Regions from separate parts of the Homo sapiens genome. Here region 2 is linked to region 1. The links are chromatin contacts, found by Hi-C or POLR2A ChIA-PET in ENCODE. All regions are on one chromosome and are shown on one strand. Each heading gives the region's core, a stretch centred on a gene start or an enhancer-like site at or near the end of the contact. The rest is flanking DNA. Distances are from core to core; before and after follow the strand shown.

Evidence for each region. Hi-C counts contacts between places; a loop is a spot of excess contacts on that map. ChIA-PET counts read pairs that join two places held with the same protein, here RNA polymerase II (POLR2A). Pooled maps may share reads with other maps.
Region 2: a loop to region 1 is called in a map of Caco-2, with 7 times the contacts of the local background. The contact joins the promoter of GSTA1 here to the enhancer-like site in region 1. A Hi-C loop is called at or near these places in 5 of 168 maps with a recorded cell type or tissue (Caco-2, Calu3, HAP-1 and 2 more), 3 of 37 single-sample maps with no recorded cell type and 12 of 50 pooled maps. POLR2A ChIA-PET finds 5 or more read pairs at or near these places in 3 of 52 experiments (GM12878, HepG2 and activated T-cell).

What each region holds. Positions count from the first base shown.
Region 1 is chr6:52,722,034-52,727,511 of GRCh38, forward strand. No RefSeq gene overlaps it. Among named protein-coding and RNA genes, the nearest start is that of GSTA2, 39 kb to the right of the region's middle. RefSeq lists silencers at 410-524, 2,573-2,622. Within about 2 kb of position 2,583, at least 17 of the 41 ENCODE cell types and tissues checked have a DNase peak (open chromatin) inside an H3K27ac peak, as active enhancers do; they include PC-9, where a contact is called at or near this core.
Region 2 is chr6:52,801,322-52,807,461 of GRCh38, forward strand. GSTA1 (glutathione S-transferase alpha 1) reads right to left here and starts at 2,495. Exons shown (of 7, transcript NM_145740.5): 1 at 2,464-2,495. It also overlaps the pseudogene GSTA6P.

The DNA.
Region 1 (5,478 bases), core at 1,333-3,832:
TGGGGAGAACATTTCAAGATAAGGAGTGGAGTGCAATGAGTGGAATAGTGGTCATGCCATTCTGGAGGCACATCCAAGTTGCCCTGCTAAATACTGTGTTCACTACCCAATGTCAGCCTCGGTAATCTTTTCATAGCTTTCTTCACAGGACTGTGCTATGGAGGCAGGAGGGCTGTCCTTAATAACTTGTTATTTATTTCAAGAAAATCCTGGCCTTTTGACATGAAGCAGGACTGGGTGGGATCCATGTGACAACATGTTGGCAAAGAAGATATATAAATCATGAAACTAAGAAAAAATGAGCCACAGGAAAATCTGAGCACTAGTGCTTGGTGAAGGGTGGGAGACTGCGGCAGAAAGTTGCTGATGGAAAGGGAGCTTGGCCTGGTATTTGCAGTATAAAAGTTAAAGATAGACTGAGAAAAGACCTTGAAACTCATAGAACTAAGATGATTAGTTCATTGATTAAGAAATTAAAATTTGGCCGGGCGTGGTGGCTCATGCTTACAATCCCAGTACTTTGGGAGGCTGAGGCTGGAGGATCACGAGGTCAGGAGATCGAGACCATCCTGGCTAACACGGTGAAACCCCGTCTCTACTAAAAATACAAAAAATTAGCCGGGCGTGGTAGCGGGCGCCTGTAGTCCCAGGTACCCGGGAGGCTGAGGCAGGAGAGTGGCGAGAACCTGGGAGGCGGAGCTTGCAGTGAGCCGAGATTGTGCCACTGCACTCCAGCCTGGGCGACAGAGCGAGACTCCATCTCAAAGGAAAAAAAAAAAAGAATTTAAAATTCAAGACTTTGAGAGAGGAAGTAGAGCTAGAATGCAGACTACTCAAGTTTTGGACGTGAAAAGAAAGAAGGAAATAGCAAAAGGGAAAACTAGCCAAGGATAAAGAACTTTAAAAATTTGTTGTGGAGTGTTTCTTGGTTTCTTCTGAGGAGTGTGGGTGCATGGCTAAGAAGGTTAGGACAGTGGAGGCCTGGGCCTGTTTCTAAGCAGAAGGAAGCCTTCCAAAGGACAGAGGCAGCTGAAGAGACCAGCTGGAGAGCAGAAGGATTGTACAGCTTGCTTATGTACATAATAGATTTGTGATTGTTTATTTGCATCTATTGGTTTTATTACTGTATTAGGGGATATAATTGATACTTTAAAATATATGTGTATTTTATATAATGTATTATATGCAATATATTATATATATATGAAATATTGAGACCAGCCTGGCCAACATGGCAAAACCCCATCTCTACTAAAAATACAAAAAATTAGCTGGGCGTGGTGGTGGGCGCCTGTAATCCCAGCTACTTGGGAGGCTGAGGCAGGAGAATCACTTGAACCTGGGAGAAGGAGGTTGCAGTGAGCTGAGATCAGGCCACTGCACTCCAGTCTGGGCGACAAGAGCGAGACACTGTCTCAAAAAAAAAACAAAGTGTACAGAGTTAAGTGTACAACTGGATAAGTTTTTCAGTTTTGTTTTTGTTTTTGAGACGAGACTCGCTCTGTTGCCTCCAGGCTGGAATGCAGTGGTGTGACCTCAGCTCACTACAACCTCCACCTCCTGAGTCCAAGTGATTCTCATGCCTCAGCCTCCCAAGTAGCTGGGACTACAGGAGTGTGCCACCACACCCAGCTAATTTTTGTATTTTTAGTAGAAATGGGGTTTTACCATGTTGGCCAGGCTGGTCTTGAACTCCTGGCCTCAAGTGATCCGTCTGCTTTGGCTTCCCAAAGTGCTAGGATTACAGGAGTGAGCCACCACACCCAGCCTCAATTGGATAAGTTTTAACACACATATACACCTATGAGACTATCATCATAATCATGATACTGAACTTATTCACATCCTCATGCCCTTTGGAAATCCCTTTCTTCTGCCTGGCCCCATACCACTCATCTGCTTTTTGTCACAATGAGTTAGTTTGCATTTTCTAGAAGTTTATATAATTAGAAGCATACAGCAGGTATTTTGTTTGTTTGGTGTCTTTCACACAGCACAATTATTTCAAAATTCATCTGTGCTTTTTTATGTATTCATTCCTTTTTTTATTGCAAAGTAGTTGAATTCTTTTCCTGTGGCCACTCTAACAAATTACCACAAACTAGGTGGCTTAGACAGCAGAAATTATTCTTGCACATGTCTAGAGGCTAGAAGTCCAGAATCCAGAGGTCAGCAAAGCTGGTTCTTTCTGGAAGCTCTAAGGGAGAATCTGTTCCCAGCCTCTCTCTTGGTTTCTGGTGGCTGCCAGCAATCTTTGGTGTTTCTTGGCTTGTAGCTGCATCGTTAGATTCTGCGTCATAGAAATGGACAGTGGAAAAGGAAATACAGAGAGACTCATGGATTAAGGTGAAGAGGATGAGGGAATAAGAAAGACAAAATGGAATAAATTGGAAGGGGTTAAAAGGAAGTGAGGAGAACTTTGCACCTCTGCCTTTCAGTCAGCATTTTTTAGTTGTTCTTTTGGCAATTTACTCCAACTTGGATTTAAAATTTATGAGAAAAAAAGTCTCTGTTCCAGCAAAGGGATTGCCCAACCTACTGTGTCAGTCTAACGCTGACTCCATGACTGAGCACCAGATGGCGCACTGCCCAGAGCCAAGGGACCTCCCTGGTGGCTGTAAAGAGTTCAGTGCACAGACTCAGCCACTCTTAGGTGACTTTCCACAATTGCAAATGAAACTGAGCTCAGCCTACTCAACCTTCCCTTCCTCTTTTAGATCACTGAGAAAGTCTACTGTCCCAACCATATGCCCTTTTTCGGAGCAAAATTTCTCAAAACGGCTGCCGGTAGCTGCTGTCTCCTCTACCTCACGTCCCATTTTCTCCTCAACCCACTCCAGTCAGGCTTGTGTCCCCATCTTCTCTCCTCGGGTCAGCAGTAGCCTCCGTGGTACCAAATTCAATGTCCACTCTTCCATCCTCTTGCCGGACTGTTGGCCTCATGATGCCACACTTTCTTGGACTTCCTTCTACTTCACTGACCCCTCCTCTTCAGACGCCTTCGCTGGCTCCACCCAGCCTTCTCTTCTCCAACTGCTATCTCCCCCGAGGCGATGTCCTCAGCCCTTCTCTATCATCAGAGGTGTAACTTCCAATACTAGGTCATAAAAGACATTGTAGTTTCCCTCTTGCTTACATACTCCAGGGGAAGTTAGCTGCCATGTCCTGAGGACACTCAAGCAGTCCTACACAGAAGCAGGCATGCCAAAGAAGTGAGATGTATTGCCAACTTTCAGAGAGGAACTGAGGCCTCTGCCAACAGCCATGTGAGTGAGCCATCATGGAAACAGATCCCAGTCAAGCCCTCAGCTGACACAGCCTGTTAGTGACTTGATTGCAGCGTCCTGAGAAATGCTGATTCAGAACCACCCGGCTAAGCTGCTCCCAGATTCCTGACCTTCAGAAATTGTGTGAGATAATAAATATTTATTGCTTTAAGTCCCTAAACTTCGGGGTGAGTTGGTATATAACAATTGATAACTAATACACCCATGCTGGCCTCATCTTTCAATACTTCCTCGCCTTGCTCCCACAACACTAGTGTACCTAAAACACACCCAACTTGTTCCTGACCAACACCCTGTCTCATTGTTCCCTCTGACTAAGACCCTCGCTCACTGGATCTTCTGGTTCCTGTCATTCAGGACTTAGTCTTTCCTGGCATTCTCTGTGCCTAAAACAATTCAGGGAACAAAGTAGGTGCTCTATAAACTTTTATTGAATAGAACTATGAATAAAATACTTTAAACAGTATTTATTGGAACCATAATCCTTGAGAAGATTTTGTCAATTTCTGAGGTTAAAGTCTAATTTTTCTGCTAGGTATACTTAGCTGCCCTGTTGACTTAGAATGTTGCAACTGTATTCAAAGTTTCAAAGGACAAATATATTGAAACAGCTGCTGTGTGCAGAGGGAAGGTGAGTAAAGATTGGAGAAAGGTAGGAGGCAAGGCAGAGCAAAGTCAACACAGATTAAATTTGTGCTGACTCACAGCTGCCTCATCTAAGCAGCTCTAATTGGCAGAATGTTGCTAAAACATATTTGTTCTTCAAGAATATCCCAGAAAACTGGCAAGTCAGTATACCTAATGGCTCAAATATTGACCCAATTCCCCCAGTGCAGAGAAATTAATATCCACTTCAGTTATACACACACACACACACATATATATATAAACTCACTATTAAAATGGCGGATGGTGTAAGTATTAAATACCAAATGTTAATTACTTCTTAACAAAAATCTTCATACTTTTATGTCACAGACTACCCAGGAGTGATAGTCAGAATGTTTAACATCTGGTATGGTAAATATAATATATAAATCTGTATATATACCCAAAATTAAAAATAAATTTCCCTTTATTTTCTAGCTATGCTAAACTATATATAGCATAAAATGGATAACACTTTATAGCAAATCAGTAATAAATTATTGTCATAATGTCCAGTCATTTATAAACTGACCGTGTCTTCAGGGCTACTTAGGTTGACAGTGGATCTCTCTCTATGAAAGCCATCAGCTCCTGTTGGTGCAGACTTTTCCTGCAGCTGTGACTCTCAGTGTTTTCCTAGATCCCTGAACTGCTTTCTGCTCTTGTCTCAATGAAGGCCAGGGAAAGGAGAGCCCCAGAGTGCTTCATCATCCGTTGTAGTAGTTTAACCCTTCCCCAGTTTGTAAATAGGTGATATGGTTTGGCTGTGTCCCCACCGAATTCTCAGCTTGACTTGTAGTTCTCATAATCCGCATGTGTCATGGGAGGGACCATGTGGAGATAATTGGATCATGGGGGCAGTTTCCCCCATTCTGTTATGATAGTGAGTTAGTTCTCACAAGACCTGATGGTTTTATAAGGGGCTTCCCCATTCTCTGGGCATTCATTCTCTCCCTTGCTGCCCGTAAAGAGGTGCCTTCTACCGTGATTGTAAGTTTCCTGAGGCCTGTCCAGCCATGTGAAACTGTGAGTCAATTAAACCTCTTTCCTTTATAAATTACCTAGTCTTGGGTATTTCTTCGTAGCAGCATGAGGTCAGACTAATACAATAGGTATTTCATTAAACTTTCTTCAGCCACTCTTTTTGTTTGTTTGGTTGGTTTTTTTTGAGATGGAGTCTCGCTCTGTCACCCACGCTGGAGTGCAGTGGCACAATCTTGGTTCATTGCAACCTCCACCTCCTGGCTCAAGCGATTCTCTTGCCTCCGCCTCCAGAATAGCTGAGACTAGAGGTGTGCGGCACCATGCCGGGTAATTTTTGTATTTTTAGTAGAGACAGGGTTTTGCCTCGTTGGTCAGGCTGATCTCAAACTCCTAACCTCAACTTATTCACTCGCCTCAGCCTCCCAAAGTGCTGGGATTACAGGCATGAGCGACTGCACCTGGCCTCTTCAGCCACTCTTTTTGAGTGGTCATTTTGCCACCTGCAGGAACTTCTTTAATACAAATTTACATATTGACTCGTAATTCTTTATATGCAAAT
Region 2 (6,140 bases), core at 1,245-3,744, 79 kb after region 1:
CCTGTTTTGTCATGAGATATTTTGACATTGTACTTTCTATGATAACTCCAGGAGCAATTTAAAGTAACTTGGGAAATGGAAATAGCATAATTTGACAGAGTGAAAGGGAGAGTGAAGTTCAGATGAAAGCATGGGGTATGCTTGTTTAATTGTTATCGACTAGAGTTCACAGTGTTGTAATTCCAATCCCCAAACTAAACTCTCTTAGCCATTGATTGAGGATCATGTTTCAAAAGGAAGTGAAATTTTATCTTACATAATATTTTATCACAACACTCCTGCTGATAACTAGCATATCACTTTCTCAATGTGAGGTTTCCAAGGGTCAGGCTAAGACTGAGACATAGGTTACCATTGAGCTTTGTTGGGTCAACAGAAAATGAGAACCAGAGAGCTCAAGGATTTGCCATGGGTCACACACACATGCTCCTCATTCATAGTCAATATCTAGGGAGTGTGTTTACCTTCCGCAACAACCCTGGGAAATGGCTCCTATTATCCAAATTAAAGATGGGCACACTGAGTTTCAGAGAGCTAAAGCACCTGTCTCATGCTGCACACTTGGTGAGTGTTGGGTCAGCCTTAACTTCTGATTGCAGGTCCAGAGCTTTTCCACTCCACCTCATAACCTGGCTCTCAGCTCCTGTCTGAGAAGTTGTTTTGTATTTTCCTATTAAATATATATTAGCCAAATAAATGTTGGAAGGAGAGGACGAGAGGGGAACATCTAATTCCTGAGTTCCTCCTGTTAGCAACTTTTCAGGGGCTTGCTTGGAAGAAAAAATTGATAAAACTGTGACTTTCTCTGATTTGACAACCTAAAAATCAGAGTGAGTTGAGGACTAGTATAATTACTTTACATCAATAATTAACTTACATCAATTAAAAAATGGGCTTGTTTTGAAAGGAATATAAGCTCTCATAATTCCAGGAGTAAATTAAAGGAGTTACATTTACATCTCTGAGGTGGTCCCAATGACACTGTTTCTTATCAGAGAGAAGGGAGAATGAGATAAACTATGACTCCTTCCATTATGAGATTCATAAATGCAGTAGGTTGTTTAATCTCTGAGCCTCAATTTTCTCTTCTTAGAATAGAGATAGTTATTTCTACTTTTGAGGGTTGTTGAGAAAGTTAAATGAGATAATGTACAAAAAATTCATAGTAGGAACACAGCAATGGGTGTTTGCTCTTGTCCCAGTGCTTGGAAGATGGGTGAGTCTCTGGACATATTGAGTAGCCCATGGATCCTCTTTCTTTGATCTATCTATCCATCAATTATTTTACTGACCAACAATCTATGTATATGTATCTATTTATAATCTCTGTCTACCCATCCATGTATGTATTATTTTATCTATCAATCGTTCTATGTATCTATCTCTTTGTAATCTGTCTCTTCATCATCTATTATCTGTCTTGTATCCATTTCTCTGGTTCTCTATATTTTGTTCATAGAACTCGAGTAGGAATAAGATTTTATATGAATCCAGACTTATATCAAATCTGTCATATGATGGCTCTCTGTTTCTCTCTCTCTTTCCTTTTTAGCTCCTGTACAGAAGATATTGATATTCACTAATCAGTCCACCTGGATTAACAGGAAATTTTCAGTGAATGTCCAAGCAGTGGGGCACATCAGTAACACAGCCTTGCTTAGCCCCATGAGGTCATGTAGTCCCATGGTTCTCAACCAGGGGGATTTTGCTCCTCTGCTCCAGAGGACATTGAGCAAGGTCTAGAGACATTTTGGGTTGTCATATCTGCGGGGAGGGAAAGGGGGTTACAAATCAGATAGGTAGAGGCCAGGGATGCCTAGAAACATCCTAGAGTGAGCAGGACAGATCTCCATTCAAAGAATTACACAGTTTAAAGGGCAGCAACAGTCGGAGCCTCTTTCTTAGCTATCCTCTATATTGGCCATGAGTTGGTAGAACTCCAGAGACAGAATATGACTTGTCTTTGAGCTAATTAGTGGCAAAGGCTCAACTAGAATCTAGTTCTCCTGACATTCAAACTAATTTATTCTAATTATACTAAACCTGAGTTTTGTATTTTCACAGCCAATATAGAATTACAGTGTCACAATTTACAATTGTGTGTTGACTACTTACACAGAGAAATAAATTTTTGCATACATTGCCACTTCTTCCAGCACTGATTATTCTCAGATTGTTTAAAATGCTACCATTTCTTTTTTCTCTTCATGTCATTGTTTCCCATACCATTAAATGCTGAAGCCCTGGTTTTCTAAATTCTTCATTTTTACAATTCTGTAAAGATGTATCCAACAGAAAAGAAATAAACAATTCTTGAACTGTCACCCAAGCACACCAAGACGGCACAATATGAGTAAAAACAGACTTTTCCTTGTGCTAAGGACACATATTAGCATATTTTTCTAGGAGGCTAGAGAGGAGGGTGTGAGGCAATGTAGAGAAATTTATAAGATCAGTACTTACTTTGTTAAACGCTGTCACCGTCCTGGCTCGACAACTGAATTCCAGGTCCTAATGTATTTATAAGCTCTTTGTTCCTCTCAATAGTTCTCTCCCACTGAAAGAAGAGTCAAGTTAGGGAAAAGCCACTCCCACACATTTCATGGCCAAGGGGCCACCTACTGGATTCTAAGACATGAGGCAAGTGATCTGCTTATCAGAAGACACTGGTTAATGTGTTCCTTTTCAAGGTTGGCAATCAAAGTTTACACAATACATTTCACCGAGATTTTGCTCTTTTTGCAAGTCAGCAGAAACTGGCTTTTTAAAGATGCTTTTTTTCATGAGTTGGGTGCAAAGACTAGGGCAACTGAAAAATCTCTATTGTGAGCATAGCTGGGAGAGGATGTCTGTGAAGGGCAAGCTGATGCCACCGTTTTCTTACTGGGTTGCCAAATAAAATATAGGACATCCATGTAAATGTGAATTTCAGGCAAACAATCAACAATTTTTTAGTTATAGCTATGTTCCAAACACGGTATGAAACCAGATTATACTGAAATATTATTTATTGTTTATCTGAAATTCACATTTAGGTGGGTATCCTGTATTTTATCTGACAAATCCAGAGACCCTATTTGCATATGCTATCCTCTTTGCGTCACTCAAATTGCCCATAATATAACAAATCTGAAAGTATTCATCACCTGGATTCATCAATTGCAAATAATCTTATTTCACCTATACCATGTAGGGGGTTATGTTGGCCCCCAAGAAAGATAGGTCCATATAGAAATCCCTAGATCCTGTGAACTTGATCTTATTTGGAAAAAGGCTCTTTGCAGATGTAATGAAGTAAAAGAATTTGAGATGAGATCATCTTGGTATATCTGGATAGGCCCCAAATCCAATGACAATTGTCCTCACAGCAGAGAGAAGAGAAGACACAACACACAGGGGGTGAGGTGCTGGAACACAGAGGCAGAAATTAGAGTGATGTGGTCATGATCCATGAAAGTCCAGAAAGGCCAAGAGCCCCCAGAAGCTAGAAGACGCAGGGAAGGATTCCTGGAAATCACTTCTAATCCAAACACGCTGGCACAATGACACACCAGGGAAAAATAATTTTGCATATAGTTACTTATATGTAATTCGCATATACCATCTGTATCTTCGCAGCCAGGCCTGAGTGGCACTGAAGGAACTGAGGGAAGGCTTATGCCCGGGTCCCCACAGAGCCTTGAGGAGAGTGAGGATGAGCCAGGAGCACATGCACTGTAAGGGATGACAAGTTGGCCTGAGAGCAGAGGGTGGGTCTGTTTGCTCTTCAATATTTCCTCACCCCTTACAAAACTGAGGGATCCATAGCAGACAGAAAGGTTGTTTGAAAATGCATAAGAAAAAGTGTTTTCATGAGAAATAAAATGGATGTCAAGGAAAAAAGAAAATTTCATTTTGCCATTCCCCAGAATGATAACTGTTTTCTTGTGCAGAATGTCAGAAGTAAATTTCTATACATGACTTTCTGATAGGCCATTTGACAAATGTTGCAGGACAATTCTTGAAAAAGTCAAACAAACCACATAGTCTACATTTTACTTTTTTACTAAATTTTTAATTCCAAGAAAATTTATGGGGAGTTTGGAAATCTGATTTCATATCAGATACTAATGAAAAGAAATCAATTTTAACTAAATCTGGTCATAGGCATTTTACTATGTAATTAGCACATAATTTTTAAAAAGTTTATTAACTTCACAATAGCCACAACCAACATTTAGATAAAGCAATTTATTGTTGCAAAACTTTAGAATATTGGTATTGCATGTTCTTGGCATCCATGCCTGTTTTATCAAACCTTGAAAATCTTTGTTGCTTCTTCTAAACCTTTCGCATTTATGGGAAGCTCCCTCAGGCTGCCAGGCTGCAAAAACTTCTTCACTGTGGGGAGTTTGCTGATTCTGATTTTCAGGGCCCGCAATGCACAAAGCACAGCCTCAGAGTGAAGCCAAGGGCTAACACCACCATTAACACAACCCAGGGAATCTGCGCCCCTCCTACACAAAGACCAACTAAGTTCCCTCTATCAGCACCAGTAGGGAGGCAGAAAGAGACACTACGTGAGAAATGAAGATAAGAGGAAGAACATGCAGCTCACTAGCATTTTCCCAAAAAATGTCTTTAAGACTTTATTCAGTTCAGTCTTCCTACCCTCTTCCTTACACATGAATCTTGTAGATTCATGGCTCTTGTAGAAGATGAGAAAGAACAATGTGCCTGTGAGATAGCACAGATCAGTCTCTAAGCAGAAGAAGTGAAGATATGGGAAAATTGAGCTAGAAATGAAAATAGAAAATGTTAAAGTCAAACCATGGGACCACTTTTTCCCATAGAGAGATATAGCTTTCAGGGGCAGCGTGTTGGGAGAGCTGTGCACAAGGAACTCAGTTATCTGACAGCAAGAGCCAGAGCATAAGGAAGGAACCAGATGGAAAGGGCCCTGCTCAGACACACTTGGTGTGGGAAGATAAGGGCATATTGGGATAAAGGGCATCACAGAGAACTCAGGAACAGAAACCACAGTGAAATAAAGGGATGAGGAGAGATGCTGAGTCCTGGGTCCTTGGCATTATAAAAAGCGAAATATTCTTGGGGTAGCATGCACATGTAATTTCCTTGGCATAACAAGAAGGCATTTCCATGCCTCAGAATCAGGACCTGGAAGCTCATTTTGGAGACCTGGGGGGCCCTGAAGACCTGGAGAAGGCTGAGGTCAGAATGTGGCCAGTTCAAGGACCCAGATACTAGATCCCAAGATGGGAGATGAGGAGCTGCCTCTTGAGGACTGGGAAATGGGTCACCTTCAGCAGAGGGAAGTTGGAGATGAGGCTGGTGTCAAGCTCTTCCACGTGGTAGAGAAGTTTGACCAGGTGAATGTCAGCCCGGCTCAGCTTGTGGCCAACGAGGTAGTCTTGTCCATGGCTCTTCAACACCTGGAGAATCAGAGGAAACAGATCAGGAACACATGTGCAGTGAGGCTGGGGCCTCTGCTTCTCCCTGAGTTTGTCCAGGCTGACTCTCCCTCTCCCACCTCTGCTTCCTTACTGGGCAGGTGCAAAGATCCAGATCTTTCTCCATGTTACCTGATTCAGTGAGAGAGTAAGAAGTGTGGCTCTGCTTACTCCTTGTTTGGAGCCCAGGCTCCCATTTTCTCCTCTCATTCCACATCACTATGGCATCCACAGCACCCACCCAGCTTGCATCTTCCACATGGGCCAGGGGCTTTTCCCCTGCTGCAGCATGTCCTGTCTGCCCCAGGCCCTACAGTGTGCAGCCCTGATGTTCAGTGGCTCTACACACTCTCTCTCCAGTCTCTCTTGGGCAGCGACTCCACCTTCATGACAGCACTCTTCTCCCACGAGTAGACTATTTCAGAATCCTCATTTCTCCTCATCTGCCCTCCTCATTTCCTGCTCTGGGATCTGAAATAAGCCTGGGTGAACTTTAATTCATCCTCTTTCTTGCAATGGTGGTTCTTACTGCTTTGACTATGTTATAATCTGCATGCCACTGTGTCCCAGGGTGAACTGCAAAGATGTCTGCAACTTACTTTGAAATGCACAATAATAATAATAATAATAATAATAATAATAATAATAATAATGTGTTTGAGTGAGGCAAACAGGGGTGGAGTGACTGAC